2 separate regions of the Homo sapiens genome follow, and region 1 is linked to region 2. A link is a loop called in an ENCODE intact Hi-C map of the cell type or tissue named here. Cell type or tissue: mammary epithelial cell. All regions are shown on one strand. Links, peaks and the distances in the headings refer to the core of each region. The heading gives the core; the rest is flanking DNA. Region 1 has its middle 47 kb from the start of CSRP2. Region 2 overlaps ZDHHC17 (zDHHC palmitoyltransferase 17).

The links. A loop is a pair of places that touch in the nucleus more often than their neighbours do. Peaks named below come from ENCODE experiments on the same cell type or tissue, not always from the same donor. Only the 100,000 strongest peaks of a DNase experiment are listed, where the experiment ranks them.
Region 1: it touches region 2 in a loop (16-fold over the local background); 3 of 110 quality-filtered maps call a loop at or near these places.

Annotation. Positions count from the first base shown.
Region 1 is chr12:76,919,950-76,932,859 of GRCh38, forward strand. No RefSeq gene overlaps it. Among named protein-coding and RNA genes, the nearest start is that of CSRP2, 47 kb to the left of the region's middle. RefSeq lists an enhancer at 1-395 and a silencer at 9,600-9,894. In mammary epithelial cell, for the core only: a CTCF peak has its summit at 7,426 (motif pointing left); no DNase peak of the experiment used is centred there.
Region 2 is chr12:76,813,632-76,826,541 of GRCh38, forward strand. It overlaps ZDHHC17 (zDHHC palmitoyltransferase 17), which reads left to right. Exons shown (of 17, transcript NM_015336.4): 6 at 1,515-1,579; 7 at 2,226-2,388; 8 at 8,775-8,900. Among named protein-coding and RNA genes, the nearest start is that of ZDHHC17, 56 kb to the left of the region's middle. In mammary epithelial cell, for the core only: a CTCF peak has its summit at 7,457 (motif pointing left); no DNase peak of the experiment used is centred there.

The DNA.
Region 1 (12,910 bases), core at 2,975-10,974, 110 kb after region 2:
ACACAAGTTCAAAGATAAAATAGTAAGAGTTTTAAGACACCAGGACAGAGCATTAAGCCAAGTGCAGGCCTTGCGCAAATGCAGACTACAAGCCCTTGAAGCCAGTTCTGATCATTATGCCTTTCTGAGCAATTACTCCACCCTGAAATCAGAGATTACTGCAAGACAGTTAGAACTTGTCAGTCTCCATTGTTCTGCCTAGCTTTATGACACTGTCCAATATCAACCTCACCCATTCTTTTCTCCAGACTTGCTCCAACAGGGCTTATTGCCCTCACTCTTGCATACTACCTACCCTTGCTTACCTACTGTTAGTCCATTTGCATTGCTATTAAAGGAGTACCCGAGGCTGAATAATTTGTAAGGAAAAGAAGTTTATTTTAGCTCACGGTTCTCCAGGCTGCACAGGAAGCATGGTGATGGCATCTGCTTCTGGTGGGGGCCCCAGGATACTTACCATAACAGCAGAAGATGAAGGGGAGCCAGCGTGTGACATGGCCAGAGACAGAGCAAGAAAGAGAGGAAGGAAGTGCCAGGCTCTTTTAAACAGTCAGATCTCACATGAACTCATAGAGTGAGAACTCACTCATTACCACAAGGAAAGCACCAAGTCATTCGCAAGTGATCCATCCCCATGACCAAAACACCTCCTACTAGGCCCACCTCCAACACTGGCGGTCACATTTCAACACATGATTTGGAGGAGACAAAATACCCAAACCATGTCACCTACTAACACTGTGCCCCCTTTAACAGTTACTGCCTTCCTCCCTTGTCCCTTTCAGTAACATTTGTTTATTTCACTGCTTTTTGTCTTTCACTCCTACCTCATTCCTGATGCCTGGGGTCAGTTTGCAAATAAACTACCTGCATGCCTGCCTTTGTCTCAGGCTCTGCTTTCAGGAGAACCCGGATCCTAATAGTTGGTACAATGCTTGGAGATGTGATTTTGGATGGGACTACTTTTGCTCATGAGATGATTAACTAGGCCACTAACCATGCCTGTAGCCCCATTTTCAGATATCAGCTTTTATTCATTAACTCATTTAACGAATATTCATTGAGCATGTACTCTGCTGGGCACAGTAAATCGGAGACAAAAGACAAAAATCTTTGCTTTTATGGTGCTCACGTGATAAGTGTTTGGAGAAAAATAAAGCAGAGGAGGGAGTTTTTGATGTTAAATAGGGTGTTGGGAATGGCCTTGCTGAGCAAAGACTTTGGATGGTGGAAGCCATGTAATGTAGCCTGAGAGAAGAAGGTTCTAATCAAAGGCAAGGACAGCTGCAAAAGCCTTGAGGTATAGCATGCCTGACTGTGCTCTAGAAGCAGCAGGATGCCAGCCACGGCTGGAGGCAGTGGTTGAGGGTGGAATTGAAGGAGATGAGGTTGAGAAGCTGGCCAAAAGGAGCACGACCTTGAAGGCTTTTGTGCAACATTAACAAATTTTTTTTCTTTTTCAAAAGCTTGGCATGGTCTGCTTTACAATCTAAATGCAACAGTCTTGCATTTGGAAAGCCATCTAAACAGGGTACCACAAGCTCAGCTAACTTTCTGATTTCCTTCTCTTGGTTTTCAGAAAAATTACAAACAGATCCTTCAAAATGTTTTATTTGGTAAGATGCTCAAATTTTACTCTTGGCATTGGTATGACCATCTTTGATTTCTTGATTAAACAATACATTTTGAAACATTTATTTATTTTTATTCAGCCACAAATGTAAATTACATATGCTATTGTCTTTATTCTAAAGAGACATTTTGTTTTCTGTAGAAATACTTTACATAAATCATTGTCTACATTCTTTGAAGACCAGCTTATGATGCTGTACATATAATTATTCTCCTTGTTTGAAATGCAGTTTCCACTCACTTGAATTTGCATTTTGATTTTCTTTCCTTTGTTTTTCAATCAAATATTTTCTTGTTAGCCAAGTATGTAAGAGAAATCTAAACTGAATTGTTTTAGTTGAGAGGTATGACATGAATATAACATGAGATTTTATATGGAGTCAATTATTCTTTGCCATAATTAAGTCAGGATGGCATAAAATTAGTTTTCTGGGTCTTTAGTCAATAGTGTTTTTGTTCAAAAGTTTTGAAGATCATTTGAAATACTCACTGACTCATTCAAAGGAGGCATCTTTCCCAAGACTCATTTAGAGTCTTGGGAAAGATGCTGACAACAAGCAACAGACAAATATTTATTCGTGTCCCAGGAGGCACAATTTAACCTGTATCACCCACTCTTTTTTTCATTTATTCCTCCACCCACCCTCCCGTTTCTTTTTTTATGCTTCTGGCTTTTTCTTCTTTCGTTTAAACTCTGCTCCCTTCCTCCAAACCACCTACCCCTAAAAGTCCACCAAAATGCAGTTGACAGGAGGATGAGGTCCAGACTGCAGGCTTGACAAATTATTCCAGTTCCACTTGTTCTTCCATCAAAAGTCCTGTCTAAACACTAGTGACATGTTCCCCAGTGACCAGAGAACTTTCCCACAGGAACAAAATGTTCTCCTCGCTTGGCCAGATTAATGACCTGTGTGAAATCTGCAGCCCGAAATGCTTTAAAAAGGGCATAGAAGTAACTCATGCACTTGAACAGTTGAAAATCTATTCTACTCTTAGGCTCACTACTGTCAACTCCATGAGGGCAGCAGTCGGGATCTTTGTTGTTTGCTTTAGCTCCCCAACCATAAATGAAATGCCTGGAACATACTCTCAATGAGTATTTCTTGAATAAATGAACAACAAACACACTTAATGCAGAGTACTGTGCTGTTTTTAAGTCAAAAGATTCTGTTTATTAAAGTCCTACCTGAAAATAGCAAAGTGATGTAGGAATTGACTTTAGGAAATTCTTGAATCTGCTGGCAAATTGCTGTTAAAAACAACAAATCAGTATCAAATTTGCCCAAACCCAAATAGTACCTTCTGGCAAATGGCCTGTTGAATTTAGGCAAAGTAGATAGTATTGAATCATTTCATGCAACAGATCAAATTTAGTTATGCAGGGGGACATTTGGCAATTGATTCATCTTGGTGAGCTCATAGGGCTGGAACTCTGTTTAAAATAAAACATTTGACTGAAGTCGTGTTGAGATGCACATCTGTTGTTTGTGCCCTAGAGCAGTCATTCACTGTTCTTCTCTAACTGCACTGTGATTTTGGTTAATGTGCTACCAAAGGTGTTAACTCCATTCCCTGCTTCAGCAGAGAAGTGATTCAAACTCAGCTAATCTGAACATCACATTCCCTGGCCCACAATGACTGGATTAGAGATAGTCTCATGAGCCCATCAGAGCCAACGACATGCAATGGTACATCTATTGAGACACTGTGAAGGCAATCCTTTCCCTTTTGCTCCAGATTGTAGTTATGAAGATATTGGCTTTAGCTGTGTTGCCTTTCAAAGGGACAGTGTGTTTGATAATAATGGAACTAACACGAAGGAGAGTAGACTTGGGAGACTGAGAGAAATAAGGTCGAACTTAAACTCTCCATTAGTGTACACCTCAAGCCAAACCTATCTCTGCACTCTTCTGTAATAAGTTCAATATTTATTTAAGCCGGTTTATGCTGATTTTATTTTATTTTATTTTTTGATATGGAGTCTCTGTTGCCCACACGGGAGGGCAGTGGTGCGATCTCGGCTCATTGCAACCTCCGGTTCCCGGGTTCAAGCCATTCTCCTGCCTCGGCCTCCCAAGTAGCTGGGACTACATGCGCCCGCCACCACGCCCAGCTAATTTTTTGTATCTTTAGTAGAGACGGGGTTTCACCATGTTAGCCAGGGTGGTCTCCATCTCCTGACCTCGTGATCCTCCCGCCTTGGCCTCCCAAAGTGCTGGGATTACAGGCGTGAGCCACCGCACCCGGCCCATGCTGGGTTTTTTATCCTTTATGACCAAAAGAGTTAAAACTAATGCATATGATTAAAAGAAAAAGTCTATGGATCCTTTTTAAAAATTCCTAATATAACATATTTGTGCTGTTTTTTCTTTTTCTTTTTTTTTTTTTTTGGTCTCCTGATCAAACTTGCCAAGATTTTTTGTTTGTTTCTATCTTATTAGCCTCACAAAAATTACCTGCTTTTGGTTCTTGTGATCCTCTAATGTTTATTTGTTTTCTGTTTCAATTACTTCTATGCTTATCTTTATTATTTTCTTTCTTGTACTTTCCTTGGCTCTACTCTTTTGTGTTTGTATTTTTTTTTTACTTCCTGTGTTGAAAGCATTAATTTCCAGTCACTTGTCTTTTCTAATCTATGCATTTCAGAGTGTAGACATCTTTCTAACTACTATTTTTGTTGCATCCCTTAGGTTTTACCATAGTTTAATATTTTTATGTTCAATTTTAAAATATTTTCCAATTCCATTTTGATTTATTCCTTGATCCATAAACTCCTTATAATTATATTTTAAAATTTCTGAATGTAGGTATTTGAGGAAGTTATCTTTTTACTAATATATTCTATTTTTACTGAATTGTGAGTAGGCAATATGGGTTAAGTATTATGCTGATTTTTTGGTAGTTCTGAGATTTGCTTTATGACTCAGTATAAGGTCAGGTTTTATATGTTTGAAAATTTGTTATGCTCAGGATTTATGTATACATATTTCCATTAGCCCAAGCTTCATTATTATTTTGTTTAATTCTTAATATTCTTACTACTTTGTGTTTGCTTTATAAACTAGTGAGAAGGATGTTAAAATCATACATTATAATTATGAATTTGTAATTTTCTTATAATATTGTCAATATTTGAACATATATTTTAGCCATATAGTTAGGTAACTATATGCTCAAGATTGCTATATCTTTAGGTAAATTATTTCTTTGTCATTATATAATATTTTTATCTTAAAATCATATTCATATGACATTAATATAACTGCACCAGTTTTTTTCTGGTTAGTATGTACTTATTATATCTTTTCCAATCCCTTTTCTCTGAATTCATCTGTCCTTACGTTTATTTTCCTTTGTGAACAACATGTATCTTAAAACAATTTTTAAATTTTATTAATAGGATGATTAAAAAAGAAAGATAATAGAATACCTAACTAAAAAGCTAATAGAGGAGAAAAGTGGGATAATAAAATAGATGATTAATCCAAAAGAAGAAGTGAATTGAGGAATAAAGGGACAAAGAACAAACAGGACAAATAGGAAACAAATAGTATGATGAGAGATCTGACAGCAATATCAATCATTTTAATAATATAAATAGAATAAATATTCCAGCTAAAAGACAAGGATTGTCAGACTGAATAAAAGACAACAACAGCAACAACTATATTCTCTGGATTCTTTCTTTCTGTCAAGTTGGATCACCAGAGAGCTCTGTTTGAACTGCCTTAATCTAGTCTATAAAATGCTTGCTTTGAGCTGTACTGTAATATTATATTGTCTGCTTATAGTGTTGGTTGATATAAAAAATGGCCAAATAAGGAATATTTCTGTATTATCTGTAGACCCCTGATTAAAGACCTGACGTACTATGTGGTTCAGTGTCTCATATGAGGTTTCATGCAATAAATCTCTCCTGGAGTTAGTGCTAGGGAAAGTTTGGCCTCCTGACAGACTGAAAGCTTTCTCTTATTAGAGTTGTATAAAGTGACATTTTCCTTTCCTGTCTTGTTTACAATAAGCTTAGGGGTAAAATTTGTGATTATTTTTAGTGATTATTCTTAGTCTGTTTTTGGTAGAACTATTTCTGCCTTCCAGTTAATCACCACAAATTGAGCACTAGGTCTGCTTGAAGACTAAGGAAACAAAGGACACAAAGATACAAAATTGCTAAAGACAGATATATAAACAAATAATGATATTATAATAAGGTAAGTGCCATGACAGAGGTACATGCAAAGTGCTCTGGGGACACATGCAGAAATGATTAATTTTACCTAGAATGAGGGAACTGTGAAGGCTTCACAGAAGAGGTGGCATCTGAAGCAGGGTTTAAGCACAAATTAGATTCCACCAGATGGACAAAAACAGACTACAGCAGTGTTGTCCAATAGAAATATAATGTGAGACACACAGGAATTTCATATTTTCTAGTAGCCACATTAAAATAGTAAAAAAAAGACTAATTAATTAATGACATTAATTAAATTAATAATATATTTTAACTCAACATATCCACTCTATTATAATTTCAACAAGTGATAATTTTTCAAAAACATTAATGAGATATTTGACAATAAACTTTTGGTACAACCACTGAAAATCCGGTGTTCATTTCACACGTACATCACATCTCAGTTTGCACCAGCCATGTTTCAAGCACTCAGTAGCCACATGTGCCTGGTGGCCACCATACTGGACAGCATAGAACTAGAGCATTTTCAAGGACAGAAATGAAATAGCATGTCTGGGAAACTACAAGTGAGCCCATGTGGTTAGAGCATGGGGGAGTGAGTGTGTGTGTGTGTGTGTGTGTGTGTGTGTGTGTATTTTGGTGGATTGCGGGGTAAATGGAAGAAAAAGGGACCAGAAAGGTAGATGGAGCAGGAATATGAAAAATGTTTTGACTTTATTACATTAAAATTATTGAAGGTTTCAGCAGAGGAATGCCATTTTCATATCTGTATTTTAAAATTATAATTTGGGAAGCAGTGTGAAAATAGATTTAAGGAGGGCTGGAGATTGGAGCTAATTAAGGAATGTAAGTGACGATTCATTGAAGAGATGAGAACTTGGGTCTGTAGTTCTGAGAGGGTGAGGAAATAATTTGACAGATATTTTTCACTTAATAATCACAGGACTTGGCAACCATTTGGATGTGAGGCATGACAGAGTAAATGAAAATGACATTAGGTTTTGAGCATGGGTAATTGTGAATGCCATTAAGTGAGAGGGAACTTAAAAATAAAGCCAAACTTTGAAAGGGCAATAATTGGTTTGACCTGTTTTGTGGATATTGAGTTGAGGTTTGTAATAAGCATTTGAAAATACTGAGTGGTACCATGTTCAATAATGAGAAAACCTGTATCATAAAAATGACCAAATTGATATACACATTTAATGCAATATTAATGATAATTTTAACTTTTTAGAACTGACTGGATTAATTATTTCAAGTGGAAAAATGAACATGTTAAAATCGCCAAGAAAATATTGAAAGGGCAGAATATTGAGGTATTTGAACAACCAGATAGCAAACTGAATATGTGATAAAATACATTCAAGCTGCCATTATCACATTTTATAAAATAGGAACAAGAAAGGACAGTAATCTAAAAACAAAAGGTACAGGCAAATATGAGACTTAGAAGAGAATTTAGAGGAGTGTCTATCTGCAGAATTTAGGCAGAGTTATGGGAACTAATAAGGGGGTTGAAGCACTTTGGTGACTCTGCAAGGAAGGCATGGAGGAAGAAATAGTCAAACCCCTTTGTCTTTCCAATCTGCTGGCGCCTCCTGTTGGCCAAAGCCAATTTTAAGTCAGGAAACAAGGGGGCCTGGCTCTGGGATACAGGACTGGGGAGATAATGAATCTGAGAGAGCAAAGGAGCATTAATGACACATATGGAAAACTAACATATGACAGCTGGCATTTCAATTCCCTGGGGAGAAAGGCTTTCACAAAATGGCACTAGTTCTACATTTAAAAGAAAATGGTTGAATCATATACTTTAAAAATAAATTCTGGAGGATTAAAGATCTAAATGTTAAAAGTAGCATTTTAATAACTTCTGGTTGAAAAAGGACTTCTTAAGCAAGAGGGGAAACCATAAAGAAAGAGATAGAATAATGTACCTACATTACCCTGCCTCCGATGTGGTATTGCTAAAACAAACAAAAAATTTTTGAATGACAAAAATAATTATCAGCAATATAAAACAAAAAATAATTGGGAAAAATATTTAATACATATTATAAACAAGGGGTAATATTTCCTATATTTGAAAAGCTACAAAACTTAATAAGGAAGTTAACTCAATTTAAAACATGGGCAAATGATATTAATAGGCATCTCATCGAAGGAGTGTAAATGACCGTGATACACATGAAAAAAGTTTCTCATGTTCAGTCTCACTTTTACCCAGGAAAATTTATCATTTATTTATTTATTTATTTATTTATTTTGTGAGATGAAGTCTTGCTCTGTTGCCCAGGCTGGAGTGCACTGGCGCAATCTCAGCTCACTGCTACCTCTGCCTCCTGGACTAAAGCAATTCTTTTGGGATTATAGGCGCCCACCACCACGCCTGGCTAATTTTTGTATTAGCCATGTTGGCCAGGCTGGTCTTGAACTCCTGACCTCAAGTCATCCGCCCCCCCTTGGCTTCTCGAAGTGCTAGGATTACAGGCATGAGCCATCGCACCCAGCCAACCCAGGGAAATTTAAAGCCCAACAATGAGTATAATTTTCATCCATCAGATTGGCATATTTTTTCTCACTATTTTTCTCTTATTGAAAAAAAGACTACATTCACATGTTAAAAAATCAAATCTACTAAAAGGTATATAATAAAGCAAGTCTCCCTCTTATTCTAAATGAATAGTCACCCAGACTCCAGGGCAGCTACGATGGAGAATTTTCTTGGTTGTCGTCCCAGAAATAGCCTCTATATATCAAGTATAGAGTGAAGAAATACACACACATGTGTGTATACATCCACATAGTCCACGTATGTGTGTAGTATAGAGTGAACATATATGTGTGTGTATTAACAGAAACATGCATATTCATTCTGGACATGGTTTTTCATTTCCTATCAATCTACTTCATTATATTTTAGAGCTATATAGTATCCTATACTTGATATGCACCTTTAATCAGGCTTTAGGCTGTTTCTGAACTGTTGCTACTATAAACAATACTATGAAGATTATCCTGTGTGTTTGGGTATACCTGTAAGACAAATTCTAAGATATGTAATTGCTGAATCAAATAATTTGTACAATTCAGATTTAATGGGTATTACCAAATTGCCTTCCAAAGTGGCCACACCAGTTTCACTCCCTGTAACCACAGGTGTTGAAGGATATACATCAAACCATTAATACCAATTACCTTAGGGGTTGGATGGGTAAGAAGCAGATTTTAACTTTTTTTTATACAACTCTGATTTGTTTTACTTTACCCATGAATTACTTTGTAATTATTATTATATTTTAAAAAAGTAAATACCAGTATGAAATTCAATGGACATATATGAGAACAAGCCTCAAGTTAAGCTGACAGCTGGCTATAGAGAAAATAGCTCTATTTAAATGCATGTTTTGTTGTGAGCCTTTTTTGGAAGTAGGAAGCCCACAAATGCATGTAAATATGAAATACAGGAACGCCTGGCTAAAATGGAAACCCTAGACTTATCTTGGCTTACACAAGCCCCTAGAGAGGTGAAAGCCCATGATCTCTACTCTTTACCTGCGGGATGTTTTTTTTGTTTTGTTATGTTTTGTGTTTTTGCACTCCACTAAAAGATTGGAAAATGTTAGCGGCTCTCGCAAATGCACACATGAACTCCTCTTGAAGAAGGTGATTTATCTGGGCCATTAACATGAATGTGCCCCTGACCCTTTCTCATTAAATGCAGGTTATGCTTTAAAGATCTTTAAAAATGTTTACCTCCATTTTCAAAAATTTTCTGTTCTTTTGCATTCCCTACCAGCAGCTCCTTTTCAAGGTGGTGCTGCAGACTTCTGGAGGGCTGAGGCCCTGAAAGGGTGCAGCACAGAAGGAGGGCATCGTTTAGCAAGGGTTCTGTGTGCATTCCTGTCCCTACAGGCAAGAACTCTGTACTAGGGCCAATCAAGGAGGGCCCTACAACTGTGAGTGAGGGCTGGGGCTTCAATGAAAACAAGAAGTTCCTGTAAACTCCTTGGGAAGAAGAAAAAAGGAGTACCTGGGATTTTTGAGAAAAGGTGGTAGGAACTAATGGGAAGGCTGGATAGAGCTATGCGGAAGAGAATTAAAGACTGGGATGCTAAAGGATTTCAGAAAAGAGCCACATAATAAGAATTTTTTTTTTTTTTTTTTTTTTTTTTTTTTTTTTTTTTTGAGACTGAGTCTCGCTCTGTCGCCCAGGCGGGACTGCGGACTGCAGTGGCGCAATCTCGGCTCACTGCAAGCTCCGCTTCCCGGGTTCACGCCATTCTCCTGCCTCAGCCTCCCGAGTAGCTGGGACTACAGGCGCCCGCCACCGTGCCCGGCTAATTTAGAATTTTTAAAAATATGTGAAAGTACTGAATAAATTATGAAACACTCTAAAATCCACATGAATAAACATTTGCATTTTAGACTAATTTTTTTTTCTTATGGAAAGTTTTTTATGTTTATCATTCTATTTGCATAAAAGAGCAAGGGGGGTGGGAAAGGAGGGGAGAGAGAGAGAGAGAGAAAGAGAAACAGAGAAAATAATTTCTTTTTCTCTATAGGAAAAAAGCCAAACTCTTCTTAACTTGACACACAAGTCATTTCACAATATCCTGACTTTACTGAATGCCAACCATTGTCAAGCATAAAATATACTAAGAACGAAAATGTATATGAATTATTTTCTCCAAGAGCTCATTGTCTATCAGTGAGGATAGAATTAAAGCTAATGATTATGACATGCATGATAAATATAACATTAGAAGCCACAGAAATAGCTCCACAGAGGGGTGATTCATTCTACCTGTGGTGTCAGGACAGATTCCTTGAGGTGGTGCCATTTAAGGGGGGTTTTGCAAGAGGACCAGGAGGCAGACAGGGGAGAGGGTGAGAGAGCATTTCAGGCACATGCAAAGGCAGGGCAGTGTACAACCGCTTGATGTCTGCCAGGAGCAATGGAATTATACATCCTTCCTGGAGTTTAAAGTGGAAAGGAGGAGTAGAAGGAGATCAGGTGAAAAGGATGGGTAGGGATTAGATTTTGGGGGTCTTGTAGGACATGCTTGGGAGTTTAGGCTTTATATATAGGGGATAGGAAGCTTGCAAAGGGTTTTTGGTAAAGTGGAGACTTGCTCCTATTGTGTTAGACAGGTCACTTTGGCAGTGGTGTGGACGAGGGATGGAATTGGTATGTGCTATAATAGGGGCTTGTTGGCCCAGGTGAGGTTTGATGTGGGCTTATGAGGCAGTAACAGAGGGAATGGACATGAGAAAACAAATTTAAGATTTTTTCAGAATAGGCAGAATCTTCAGGACTTGGTGATTGTTGGGATGGGAGGGTGGAGAAGTTGTCGCTGGAGTTTCAGGTACCATCTGCTGCCCAGTCTCTATATTTACCCTGTGCTCTAACCAGGCCCAACAATTTATGATTCTCTAAGCACCCCTTTTCTCCTCAGGCTTCCAACATTGCAGGTACTGCTTTATTTATCCCTCTTCCCCTGGTAAATTCCCAACCATCCTTCAAGTTGCTCATCAAAGGTCACCTCCTCTTTGAATTCTTCACTGCTGCATGCTGTGTCTACTCTTAATTCGTATTGATCACACATTATTATAATGATGTATGTAGCAAGGTCTCCAGCTTGAGATTCAGCTCTTTATACTCTGGGAGTCAGCTATCTCTGATAATCTTATGGGGCAGGCAAATCTTCCAGAAATAAGGGGCTGAGGATCATCCTGGGAGAAAACTCAACTTGAGGGAAGATAAGCCAAGAATAACAAGTATGTTCTATAAGAAAGCCTTAGTTGTTACCAAACAGGGCAATTTGAGGACCACCTTATGTAGTGTGCCATTATTAAGCTCTTAGCCCTCAACTCCAGATTGACGCCTTTTGTACCTTTCTTTGTGATTCTGGGGCTAGGATTCTGCTCTGCTAATAGGAAGTACTAGAGGGAGACAGAGGGCAACAAGAGAGAGAAGAAACTCGCTCCATTCTAGTTGCTCTCTGTTCTGTGCCTAAATAATAGTGCTTCACCCAGGTATGCAGTTGGTTACCAGTTCTCCTCAGGTACCAATGGCAGCTTGGTGGTACTTCAAAGGTCCAATCTCAGCTTTGCAGGTCTCCACTCCAGGCACCTGTGTTGGAAAAATACCAGCCTTTCTTCTTTGTTCCCCCGCCCTAGGGACAATGGCTTCTTTCTGCAGTTACTTTCTTTGAATTATCTTGGTGCCCCCTTTTGCTTTTTTGTCCTCCAATATCTGCTTAATCAATTCCCTATATTAAATTCTTTCTGTTAAAATAACTAATGTGGCTTCTGTTTTCCGACTAGACCCTGACTGCTACACTTCCACTCAGATCCATGGACCTATAGCTGAATCCCATGGGAAATAAGTTAAAGAGTGAAAGGTTTTTGGTTTTCTTTTTCCAAAAGAGTACTGTTTTCATTTCTCCTAGAAAGCATGGCAAAAAATTAAGAGTCTTTCTATTTGACCACAGAATTTTCCCAAGATTCTCTTGCATAAAGATTTTCCTGCGGGACTTAGCAGAATCATTAAGAGTTAACACAGGGCATAGTGCAGTGGTAACCAGTTGAGAAGATCAGAGCTGGAATAGAGGAACATTTGGCTGATGGCCAGAACAGGTAAAGTAAATAAATAAAGTAGGTTAAGTCAGTGAAACAAGAGACAGAGGTAGGTTGTTGATAAACTGGATACAATGTACCTTGTCTACAAAGGACAATGACCACTCAGTTCCAATCTATTACTGCCATGTAGGAATGTGGGGCCAGTATCTTCTACATTTTTAAGAAATCTCAAAATCTAAATTTTTAGGTGAAATTAGCTAGCAATGAAGTCTAATTAAAAAATATATAACTGGGCAGATTAAAACCAGGCAAGTCAAACAATATTTTTTATCATTACAGACCATTGGCCACTATTTCTCAAATTTGCAGGAGCTAGTAAGACTTATTTATGAAACTTGTAGGAGCCTTAAGAATACTTGATGATCTCGGGAAATATCTTTGCAAGGCACTTTGTTCCTGTCATTGTAGATGTGGGTAATAGCTAGTGACACACAG
Region 2 (12,910 bases), core at 3,294-11,293:
TCTCTGCTCTCTCCACTGATTGGTGAATTAGGTAACACAACTTGGATTAGAACTGCTTGCTTAATGTAATTCAGGAATGGGAGATGGGGTAGAGAAGAAGAAGAAACTTAATATTTATTGAATATCCATTATGTTCTCAGCTGTTGACTAGATGCTTTGCACACATTATTTAATCTTCACAGAAGTCTTATGAAGTTATTTGTATTTCACATTTTTTAATGAGGAAGCTAAGACTAAGAATTAAAGTAATTTAGCCTACAATCTCATAGCAATTATATGATGGAGCTAGGAAGTCAAAACCATGTCTTATTCTAAAGCCAAGCCTAGAAAAGTAGATAGATAAGCATGTCTTTTCCTTTAATAAATGGTTTTCGATCATCTACTCTGCTGGGCACTGAGAATACGAAGATGGATTTGAGATGATTTTTATTTTCAAAGTACTCCAGGTTAATGAGACACACATTTCAGGCATAGAGGATAATCAGTTCAGAATGGAGTGGGTTAGGAAAGGTAGTTTCAGAGCATTGAAACTGATAAGAGTCCCTGATACATCAGAAAGTCTTGCGCAAGGAGAATTAGATAACTAGGAAAGAGTTTCGGTTTAATAGGTGGAAGTTTTAGTTATAATTTGCTAAAAACTAAGTAGTAGTGGGGGAAAGATGGTGCCAGGGAAAGCAAAAAATTGAGTAGAAGAGGAAAAATAGTGGTTTATTACATGGTTTGGCTGGGAATAGTATTTATGCATATTTATAATAATACATATCAAGTATTAAATGTTTATATGAACCAGAATTACAATAGATCTCTTGAGAGGAAAGAATAGGAAAGGCGTGCATTTGTGATGTAGCAGAGAGGAAAGAGAAAAATTCAGATTTTTTGTACCAAGGAATTTCAGAATAATGCCTGAAACTGAAAAATCAAGAAGTAGCAATTCAAACATCTTATTTAAAGATATGGAGGTAAATATAAAAATAATGAGCCAAAAAATGGTGAAAATGGTGGGAAGTAAGGCAGGGGGATTGCTTTAGTGTGTTGCTTTTTCCACACAAACTGCAGAATCATTTAACTCTAAAAATGTACATGTGTAACAGTAAAAACTGAGTATATTAAAATGTCAGTTCTTTTTATTTTTTGTTTTGAAATGCCTAGGAATAAACAGTTTTGTCGTTCTCTCTTATGCATTAGTATAAACAAGTTTTTCAGAAACTTAATCACTTAACCTATCCTTTGTGGTTGAAAGGTCAGAATAGGTTAAGAATTTTAAATGTGAAACATTGAAAGGCTGATTAAAACATCTTAAAAGGGAATAATGTAAAAGCATGATATATGTTCACTAGAGTATATAGTGACAAGAGTTTCATTTTAAAGTTAAGAAAGAAAGTTTCATACATTATCCTTGATTGAGTAGTATTATATTCGCTTCTCCTTTTATATATAGATTAGATTTTTCCAAGCAAATTTGGTTAGGAACTTATAATTTAACTGTCTGACTTTTTTTCTTTTTACTTTATCAGGATGTAGATATGATGGATCAGAATGGAATGACGCCTTTAATGTGGGCAGCATATAGAACACATAGGTATGTAATGACTATAAAAAACTTATTTAGGCCATTTCAGCATAATACAATATGAAGTAAGAGAGAGGAAAAAGCAGTTAATACTATACTCACTAATATTTACAGTTTTTATTATGACTATAGTATATATAAATTACCATTTTGGATGTTCTGGTATCTCTGTGCTGTCTCTCCCTCACTGATTAGAGCTTCCTTAATCTGTTTCTCTTTTAACAATATCTAAGAAAAGAAGTTATCTTTTTTTAAAAATTAATTAATTTTTTCATGTGATTTACATATTGACAAATTTATTAATTAGTAAGTTGTCTTAGATCACTTTTGGAAGACTCCAAATTTAAATTTTAAAAAGTGTTATTCTTGAATTGTATAAGTATTAATGCCATTTCTAGGTCAAAAATAGAAAATATCAGGACCAAGTTGCTTATCCCCTGAAACTATTAATATATTATTTTATATGGTGTCATACATACTTAATACTTCATATTAGAATATTGTCTCATTATTGATTTTAAAGTTGTTGAGTAGGTTAGAAGTGTTCCAAAATGGAATGCTACTGTAAGCATAATCAGTTTAGTATTTGTAATGATTTCTATAATTGAAATTAGGGTTGTTGTTGTTGTTTGTTTTTTTTTTTTTTCCTTTTCAGTGTGGATCCAACTAGATTGCTTTTAACATTCAATGTTTCAGTTAACCTTGGTGACAAGTATCACAAAAACACTGCTCTGCATTGGGCAGTGCTAGCAGGGAATACCACAGTCATTAGCCTTCTTCTGGAAGCTGGAGCTAATGTTGATGCCCAGAATATCAAGGTAAAAATATTCTATATTGATAATACTGTATGAAATGTGGCTAATATGTGAATTCTGTAATAAAACAAGTTTTTCATAGACTGTCAGAGTTGAAAGAAACTTCTTCAATACAGGTTTACAGTTAAACCACATTATGCATAATACATTTTAATAATTCTTTGACTTGGTTATTTTATTGTCTTATTTTTTTAAAGATCAAGAGATTTAAATTTGATAAATGCCTTTATGGTGTTGATAGGAGGACCCCCACCCCACCATGGTGGACTAATCCAGGAAAAGTTACAACATTATTTAAGAGCCAAGCACAATTAACATTTGCACTCTAAACATTTAGAAATCAGTAAACATTTTATTAATACATGCAATAAGATTCTATTGCTAGTCTCAAAATTTTGGTTATTTCTTTTCATTTTTAAAGCCTCAGGATCCACCATGTCTTTCAGCAACGAACTCGTTCTGCGAAATTACTTTAAACATCATCTTTTAATCATATGCATTCATAAGTAACTATACCCATTGACAAATGTTCTTTAATTTTGGCTATAATTTATAGTATTTTCTGTGTTATGTTTCTTAAATTTCTAAGGGATATGTGCTAATTAAATATGAAGGGGGTTCAGGACACATACTAATCTGAAATGGCCAATCAAAAAGTAGGTTATCTCCTGCTGGATCAGGGTATCTCTTTATGTTCCAAGGAATAGTTTGTTCTTCCTTGATTCAGTTACTTTAAGAGGAGAAGGATAAACTTCTAAAATAAAATAGTTTAGGCTAGTTTTATGGAGCATAATTTGTTAAGCTTATCAATTTTTAGAAATAGTCTAATTACAAACATTTAGTTAAAAGTAAATTAATATTGGAAACCATAAGAGATTGATAAAATCATGTATATTTTTCTTTCTTCTAAAAAAATTTCAAGTCTTCTTGTCCCTAACAAAAGTGATCAGAATAGTTCCATATCTGCCACTAAACATAGGGAAAGAAGAAAGTCAGCATATCATAGTGCCTGATAAGCGATGGGCACTCTAGGTATTTACTGACTGAGTAAATGAAGATTTATGTAGTCTTGAGTTTTACCTAAGGTAGTTTTCATGACTGCTGGGATACCTCTGCCACTTCAGAAATTATAGAGAGAAATGTTTGCTTTTTGAATGTTTTTAAATAGGATGCTCTTAAAAGTTTATAACACTGGAATGAGTAAATTGGCTGATCCCAGGTCTGAAGGTTAAGAAAAGAGAAGTTTGACTAAACCTGATCAATATACTTAAAAGAAAATTATGTGAGATTACCTCATGTTTTTTTATCTGAATTCAGAGTGTTACTACTTTTTTTTATCTTTGCTACCAGACAGCCATTCCTAAGGTGATCATGCACGAGGAATACATTTAAAGATACTTAGTATTATTGAAAAAACAGGATTAATTTTAGTTTGGCAAATAGTAAGACTCTGTAGACCTTCTGCCAATAGCCATATCAGTATACTGAAATTATAGTAATACCAAAGAATTATGACAGTAAGATGACTACACAGTTCTGGAGTTTGAAACTAGTAGTGTGTATTTTTAGAGCTTTTAAAAGTTTATTTTCTGTTCATATAAAATTAGGTTAAATTCAGTCACAGTCATTGGGATTTGAGGTATGTTTTTAAATTCAATGTCTTTTCAAGTAAATAATGAAGACTTGTACTTCTCATTAGCCATTGCGTAAACTTTTAAATTACTCTTAGTAAAAGGAATAATCTACAGCAAATTTCAACAGAAAGTTAATGATAAGAGTAGAGATATTTAAAATTATTTAAATGATTTTGAACTTTGTATTTTTAATGTTTTATAGGTTCAGGCACAAGAATTATTTGGTGCCAAGAAACAATGAAATAGAATGTAACTTCCTTAACTATTATTGTAGTTCATGCGAATACTTTCCAGAGTCTACAGTGTCTATAATTGAGCTAATTATTGTACCTTAGAGCTTTTAAATTCATTTTTTTCCAGTTATTTTCTTTTTATTAATGTTTTAACTTTATCTGTCACATGTAATAGAGGTTGGCTATTGACAAAAAATTTTTCTCATGTAATTCCCTGGTAGCTTCTGGAGTGATGGTACTTCTAAAGAAAATAAAGTCTAAGGAATTATTGTATTTGCTCAGGGAACATTTATACTTTCAGGGGAAAAATTACCTGTATCTACACTGGTGACAAAGTAGATTTTTGTTTTAAAATGCACTTTATATGTAATTAAAAAGATGAAATGAGTATCAAATGCCTTTTTTAAAAATGGGGATCTGCCTCAGAGGCATTCCCAACATACTTAAGTCTTATCACCTTCTAATAGAAACCATGTATTTATTCGTTCAGCAAATTCTTATTCAATGGTGGGTGGTGGGGAGTCACATTGTTCAAGACAGATAAGGTCTCTATTCTTTCAGAATGTACATTCTGTTGAGGAAACAGCCAGTAAGTGAATAATAATAAAAGGCAAATGTGATAGAATGACTGGGATGGAAGGACCACATCCAGTGAGAGTGATTTGGGAATGCCTCTGAGGAGATGACATTTGCTTTCAGAATTACGTAATGAGAAGGGATCAGTTATACAGAGACATGTGGGAAAAAATTTTCCTTGTAGAGGAACATGCAAGTGCACGGTCCTAAACAGGAGTAAGATTGCAGTATTTGAGGTGCAGAAATAAGGACAGTGTGGCCAGAGTACAGTGAGCAAGATGGTGAAGTCACTTGAGAAACACAGGTGCTGTATCATGCAATGCGATAATAAAGAGCTTTAATTGTATTCTCAGTCATGGGAAACATTTGAAAGGATTTATGTAGGCTGATTATATGATCTGCTTTTTGTTTTAAATATTTTTTAAACATTACTTTGGTTGATGTATGGAGAATGCATTGAAGAGTTAAGAAAATGGAAAAGATGGAGATCAGTTAGGCTGTTGCAATAAATCAGACAAGTGATAATGTTAGCTTAGCCTAGGATCAGAGGAGTAGAGGTAGAGAGAAATGACTGGATTTGGAGAGGATATTTTAAAGTAGAAATAAGAAGGTAGATTAGGTGTGAGGATAAAAGAAACCATCGTTGATGACTTAGGTTTTGTTTTGGGTAACTGAGCGTCTTGTGATATCATATGTTGAGATTGTGAAGACTGAAGAAGGACTTTTTGGGATGAAGGTGATAGGAATTGGTTCTGTTTGGTAATATTTAATTTGAAGTGGTGTCTTAGCCGTGTGAACTATTAAGCTAATTAAGTAAACTTAAATTGCTGCCAATTTTGAAAAGGAAACATTTATTTTAAAAAAATACCTAGAATATTTGTCCAGGAATCTAACCAAATTTATTTATACCTATGCTTTTTCCATTTTTAAGTCTTAAGAAAGAATCTTGTTGATAATAGTGGATTGTAACGATAAGATGCAGCCTGCAAATCTGGCTATGGCTTTAATAGCTATAAAAAGTTATATTTTTCAAAGAATATGAAAAATTACGCTTTGTGTTATAATAATTCTATAAGATCCCCTTTCCCTAAAATACCTATTTTCTATATATGATTAAGTGTCTTAGAAATCTTTCTTTATATTAACTAGAGATTTACCTTCACATATTAGTTACTCAGTTCTTTTCATGTATAAACAAACGTTCCTTTATCAAAACAAGATAGAACTTATTTTAAAGACAATTTATACTAAATGAGGCCGGGCACTGTGGCTCATGCCTGTAATCCCAGCACTTTGGGAGGCTGAGGCAGGCGGATCACCTGAGGTCAGGAGTTCGAGACCAGCCTCAACATGGAGAAACCCTGTCTCTACTAAAAATACAAAATTAGCCGGGCGTGGTGGTACATGTCTGTAATCCCAGCTACTCGGGAGGCTGAGGCAGGAGAATTGCTTGAACCTGAGAGGTGGAGGTTGCAGTGAGCCAAGATCGTGCCATTGCACTCAAGCCTGGGCAACAAGAGTGAAACTATGTCTTAAAAAAAAAAAAAAAAAAAAGACAATTTATACTAAATGATAGGTAACTTTAAAATTGCTGTTTTCATCTCTGGAAGGATCAGGAATAGCTGTATACCCTAGGTTTTTTTATCTGGAGTCCCCCCAGTAGACTTTGGTTGGAGGAGGTGTGGGTCCATGGACCCCTGAAATTGTTGAAAAAAAGTTACTTGTATCAGCATTCTTCTGGGAGGAAGAAAAGTGGCTGTCATCAGAAAAGACTCAAAAGAATTTAAGAACCAAGCCCCTAGATAATAGCTACATGAAATAGCTTTAAATCTCTTCTTGTAAAGCAACAACAGGGGAAACAAATGATTTGGAATACTAAGAATAAAAAACAAAACACAATTATGGCCTACCCAGTAATCCCTTTTGTGGTAGTATCTCATTTGTGATTAAAAAAATAATAATCCTTAGCATATGTTTTTGGTTATACTGATAAATTTAGATGAATTGAGTTTGGAAGGAACAGTTAATCTCTGAGTGCTACACAAGCAGTTATAATCTTTTCTTTCTAAAATTATCAAAGGGCATAGTTTTTAGCTTGTACAGAATATAAAATTACTGAGCTCTGTTCATTAATGTATTGAAAGACCTCTTGAAATGAGGTAAGAAACTGTTTTTAGAAAATAGTTTTGTATTACCTCTTAAATACCTGACCTAAATGGTCACCAAGGAAAAATTTTTTTAAAATTTGACGATGAAATTCAACCTTACGTAGGTGAAATGTTGAGTGATCTTACCCCCAACCATAATGTTTATCTGACCAAAACCTTTGAATGATTTCTTTTATTAACAGTTACATAGTCTATAATTACTCCATGTAGATTCTTGCTGTTGTTGCTATTGTTAATATTATTATTTTGGCTGAGACATGGAGTGATCAAATAGATATAGACTTAACTCAGAACCCTGGTTTTAATATACTTCTTTAAATGAATTGAGTGTTTATTTTACCAGCTGAATAAAAGAACTATACAAAAATAGTTAGATGACTGGAGGAGTAGTTGAAAGATATTTTAAAGCTCCCTCAATCTTTTTGTCTAGGCAATCCTTAGGTGTCACATGGCCCTCTAGTGGAAGGGATGCTCAGCTGGACCGAGGCAACTGCAGGATATTCCCGGGGAGTTGTTACCCAAGGGATTGCTTTTATTCAGGTAATCTTTATAGTTTGGATTAATTAGCTGGTTCTGACAACTTAGGTGATGGAATTTTGGAATAGGTAAGGCAATATTTTAAAGTAAATATCCCTATTTGTGGAAGACTCCTAGATTAGCCCATTTCTTATTAAATACCATTGATCTTTATATTAAAGGATTGGTTGGGCTTTTTGTTGTTTTGTAATAGTTGTTGCTGTTGGTGGCAGTGGTGTGTTTTATTTTGTTGTTTATTTTTATTTTATAATATTAAATAAACTATACTTAATAAGTAATCATCCCTCATAAATAAGGCACCCCAAGGCTCTTTATTGCTTTATTCTTTTTGACCTTGTTTTTGGAAATAAAATTTCAGTGGTTTTACTTTTTAAAAGTAATTTTGAATATTCATCTTTACATTCTTGAAACTTTGGTAAGCATTTAAAGTTTTGCTTTTCTATTTGAAGAAGTAGATAAATAGTGGAACACATTAAATAAATGGAAATGTAGGTGTCTGACTAATTTGCAAAAGGAGAAATAAGATTTTAAATTTTAAATTAGTTAAGGCAAAAAGAAGCATAGACCTAAAATTGGGAATGCTTATTTGTTTCTTACTTTGATACATTTTATTCCTATCATGTAAATTCCCTGGCATTCTTTTTCTTAGGATTAAAGGGAGATACAAATTCATAACTTGAATTTGCTATTTTTTAAAATCATTTCTCGTTTACTTTGGAAACTTCTGGGTGGGTGAATGAATATAAATCAAGAATGCCAGTACAATAGTGGTAGAAGTAGAGACTGACTTTTCCTTTTCTTTCCTATTCTCTTCTGAAGACTCCTATCATTGTTGAAATAAAACTGAGAGATTTCTGGCAACTTGATATTATAGCAAGGTGTTTTGTAGCAATAACTATTACTAATGAAATTTTTAAAGAATATGAAATAACTGATAAACTTAGTGATAGCCTCTGATCCAGCAGGTACTAAAATACCTACTTTTTGATTTGCTCTCTAATATGTCAAAATACAGGCAAAAATAAAATCTACGGAATATGATGAGAAAATACATTTTGTGATTATTCTTTGGGAAAGCGTAATAAGAAACATGTAATGATGCAGGTGTTTTTAGTAATTTACACAATGTCAAAACAACGTTAATAGGGCAGTAAATTAATTTTTATAGAAGTTCTTTAAAGGTAACTAAGATAGCCTGCTTTTAAACTTTTAATAGGAATTTCTTCTGTTTATATTATCAGGGCGAATCAGCGCTTGATTTGGCAAAACAGAGAAAAAATGTGTGGATGATCAACCACTTACAAGAGGCAAGGCAAGCAAAAGGATATGACAATCCGTCCTTCCTTAGAAAGCTGAAAGCTGATAAGGTAAACTCATAACTGAAGATTTTTTTTTTTTTTTTTTTTTGAGACGGAGTTTCGCTCTTGTTGCCCAGGCTGGAGTGCAGTGGCGAGATTTTGGCTCACTGCAATCCCTGCCTCTCGGTTTAAAGTGATTCTTGTGCCTCAGCCTCCTGAGTAGCTGGGATTACAGGTGCCCATCACCATGCCCAGCTAATATTTGTATTTTTTTTTAGTACAGATGGGGTTTCACCGTGTTGGCCATGGTGACTTCAGATGACTTCACCTGACTTCAGGTGATACTCCCACCTCGGCCTCCCAAAGTGCTGGGAATACAGGCATGAGCCACCGCGCCCAGCTGAAGATTTTCGATATATAATTTTTTAAGTAGGATTCTTAGGAACACTTACTTAGCACGAGTATTTACAGCCTTTAATTTTGGCATTTCTCAATGTAATTTTTAAAATATTATTATACTCAGAATAAATGAAGGTAAATAACAAAGTTTCCAAGGGCTCTTACCTACGTGGTTGGTGACCTTTTGGGGCTAATAATTAAGAAGGATGGGTATATATGAAATTATTTAAATCTCCATCGGCTACTCGTGTACATTTTGGTTCATTGATTCAACTGGCCTTTGTTAAGTAATAGATAAAAATAAAGGTTTTTCTAGTGAATGCTTGTTTGTTAGTATGATAATAAATTGTGAAATAGCTTAGTTCTAATACATATCTTTTTAAACTACTCACAACTCCAGCTCTAACTTGAGCTTTGCATTCTTTTGTGATATGTTGTATACCTTTTTTCAGAGAGCTTATATTCTTGACCTTTCTATGGAAAACTCATTTTAGATCATCCATATACCTTCAGTTTTAAATTGTATGACTGTTGGCTCAGTTGCCTGATTATATGATACTAAAACTTAGAATATTTTCCCCCAGAGAGGGGGTCTAGGTTCTGCACAATCTTATTTCCCACAAAAAAGAAGTTAATTGCCGTAGAGTTTCTTTATGTACCTAAATAATTGTCAAGATGTCTGCTAACTTGTCAGTAATCACAACTTGAGTAGCATTAAGTTTTGAGTACCATCTTTTGTATATCGTGTTTAGGCTGTTCTAGTGGCAATGTTGATTATTTAAAGTTAATATTGATCTATCTGTTACCAAGGCAAAAAGACAAATTTAGGATAAAGAGAAGCAGTCTTGAAAGCAGTGCCTCCTTTATTTATAGGAGTTTGGACTTCTTTAATCAGTTGAAAAGTCCCCTGGTCCGTTACTTAGAAGAATTAGATTCATAGTTTATAAACTTGGCTGTTTTCAGCCCTATAAGCTGAGACTAATGAACAATTTTTGCATGCCATGTTAACTCTTCTGTTTAATTATTAGATATGATATAGAAAATGATTTATTTTGTGTTGCTCAGTTTTCTAGGATTTAGAGCAGTTTTGCTCAACAGAGTGAAAAATGGCTGTCTTATGATAATTAGGCTAGTAAAAAAAAATCTTGTGTTACTTTGGAAAATCCCACAATATTGGCACTTTCGTTTTGTTGAATGTGAATATTTTGAAGTTTTATTTTATATATGTATATTCACACACACACATATAGTCATAAATGACTTACAAATTTTAGATGTTGCATTAATATGTAAAGTTACTTATGGCATTATTAAACTATACATCAGGTTTATGTGTTTGGATATGATTTTTTAAAAAGAACTTCATTAAAAGTTTAGTGCAATTTTAACATTTGTATACGATTGTGGTCAGTTCAGAAATGGAGTTTCTTTCCTGTTTTTTTTCATTAGTAGCTTTAAATATATTAAAATTTTTATAAAGGTTCCTTTTAAAGCCTATGATGATTGGGAGAGTGATATTTAAAGGTTGAAAGTAACCATCATATATTTAAAAATTATGATGATTAGGGGACCTGTGAGATTAAGCATCTGTAATTATGTAGACTGTTCTTTCTTTTTCCATGTCACATTGGAAAAGTTTCAGTCATTAACATGTTTTGATTTGCTAGCCTGTGAAGTGTGTTTTATATTTAAAACTAAAAAAGAAAGTAGTGACACCTAAGACTCAATAGTGTTTTATTTTAAAAAGTCATTCCCTTAAGAAAAATAAAAATATCATTCCAAAAGGGGGAAAATATTTTTGAATACTGCTGGTAGACAGATAAAGATGGAATCTTTAGCCAGGCGTGGTGGTGCGCCTATAGTCCCAGCTAGTAGGGAGGCAGAGGCAGGAGGATTGGTTGAGCCCGGAAGGTTGAGGCTGCAGTGAGCCAAGATCATGCCACTGCACTCCAGCCTGGGTGACCGAGTGAGACCTTATCTCCAAAAAAAAAAAAGAAAGGGGGACAATATTTTTAGAAAACAATTTAAAAAATCTTAGATTTTTACTTAGAATATTAAGTAAAAGGATTTTAAATATCTTAGATTTTTTACTTAGAATATTAAGTAAAAGGATTTTAGACAGGCATATTTACGGTTAAATAAATCTTCTTAATAAGTTGGAGGGACATCTTTAAATTAGTATTTAGAGGGGATTTGGGAGTAGGAGGGAAGTTGGCTATAAAAGGGCAATATGAGGAATCCTTTTAAGTAGTGGAAATATTCTGTAGCTGGACTATATCAAGGTTAGTTTCCTGGTTGTGACATGCTACTGTTACCATTGTTGTGATATGCTACTGTGATACGCTAGATGTTACCATTGGGGGACAAAGGATATTTAGGATCTGTCTGTATTATTTATTACAACTGTGTGTGAATCTATAATTATTCCAAAATAAGAAGTTTAATTTAAAAAGAGGCTTCTGAATCTAGGTGGTGGATAGACTTCACTATATAATTCTTTCACATTTACTATATAGTTGAAAATTTTCCTAATATAAGAGAAAATAGATTTCTCACATAGCAGCACATTACCATTATATTTTTATAGTACCATTTTATGTACCCATACACTCTCTGTCTCCTGAGTAGTAAATCTTCTCTAATGTCTTGATATAAAGTTCATACTTATTAGAAAAAAGAATTGGATTAGTTATTTTGCTGCAGCATAAAATTAAAGCCTGAAATTGATGTTTAATTATTACTCTAAGTTAAAATTACACATTTAGTTCAGAAAATGAATTACAGTGGTCAAATTGGGGAAGACATGGTCATTTATATGAAAAAAAAAAATCCCACTTATTTCAGTGGAAGCTGATAGTATGAAAGGGGTGCTAAAAATGTGTAATATAACCTTAGCTTTTAGGAAGATAAATATTCAGTAAGGAAAGCAGTGTTCATACTCTGCTTTGTTAGACCACAGCTGGGGTTTTCTTTTTTCTTTTGGTGTGTGTGACAGGGTTTCATTTTGTTGCCCAGGCTCACGACAGCCTTGACCCTTGACTTCCCTGGGCTCAGGTAATCCTCCCACCTCAGGCTCCCGAGTAGCTGGGATACAGTACAGGTGCGTGCTACCATGCCCAGATAATTTTTGTATTTTTTGTAGAGACATGTTTTTGCCATGTTGCCCAGGCTGCCCTACAACTCTTGGGCTCAAGCGATTCTCTCGTCTAGGCCTCCCAAAGTGTTGGGATTAAAGGCATGAGCCACCATGCCCTGCCTTGAATATCTTACATAGTTTTGTGACCTAAGGTAACTGAACAGAGACTTGATAACTGGCTATAAGTTTGTGAAGGGCTCTTACATGGAAGAGGCAGTAGACTTTCTTTGGTTGCTATAAAGATAAAATTGTGATAGAAGTTACCAGGAGTTATGTAGGTTTTATACTTACAAGTATGGACTTTAACAACCAGACCAGTACAGAAATGAAATGGAAATACCTTTGGAGTATTGAGCACTCTGCCTTGATCTTTGTTCAGAGACACATCTCTTCATTCAGTGAACTCTAGGAGCCTATGGATTGTTTGCTTTTATTCTTTATCTCATTTTAAGATTTTAATATACTATTTATCATTTGAAATGTCTACTCCAGGCAAGCATCTTCAGGTTTCCTTATGTGTTATAATTCTTATACTATTAGTCAT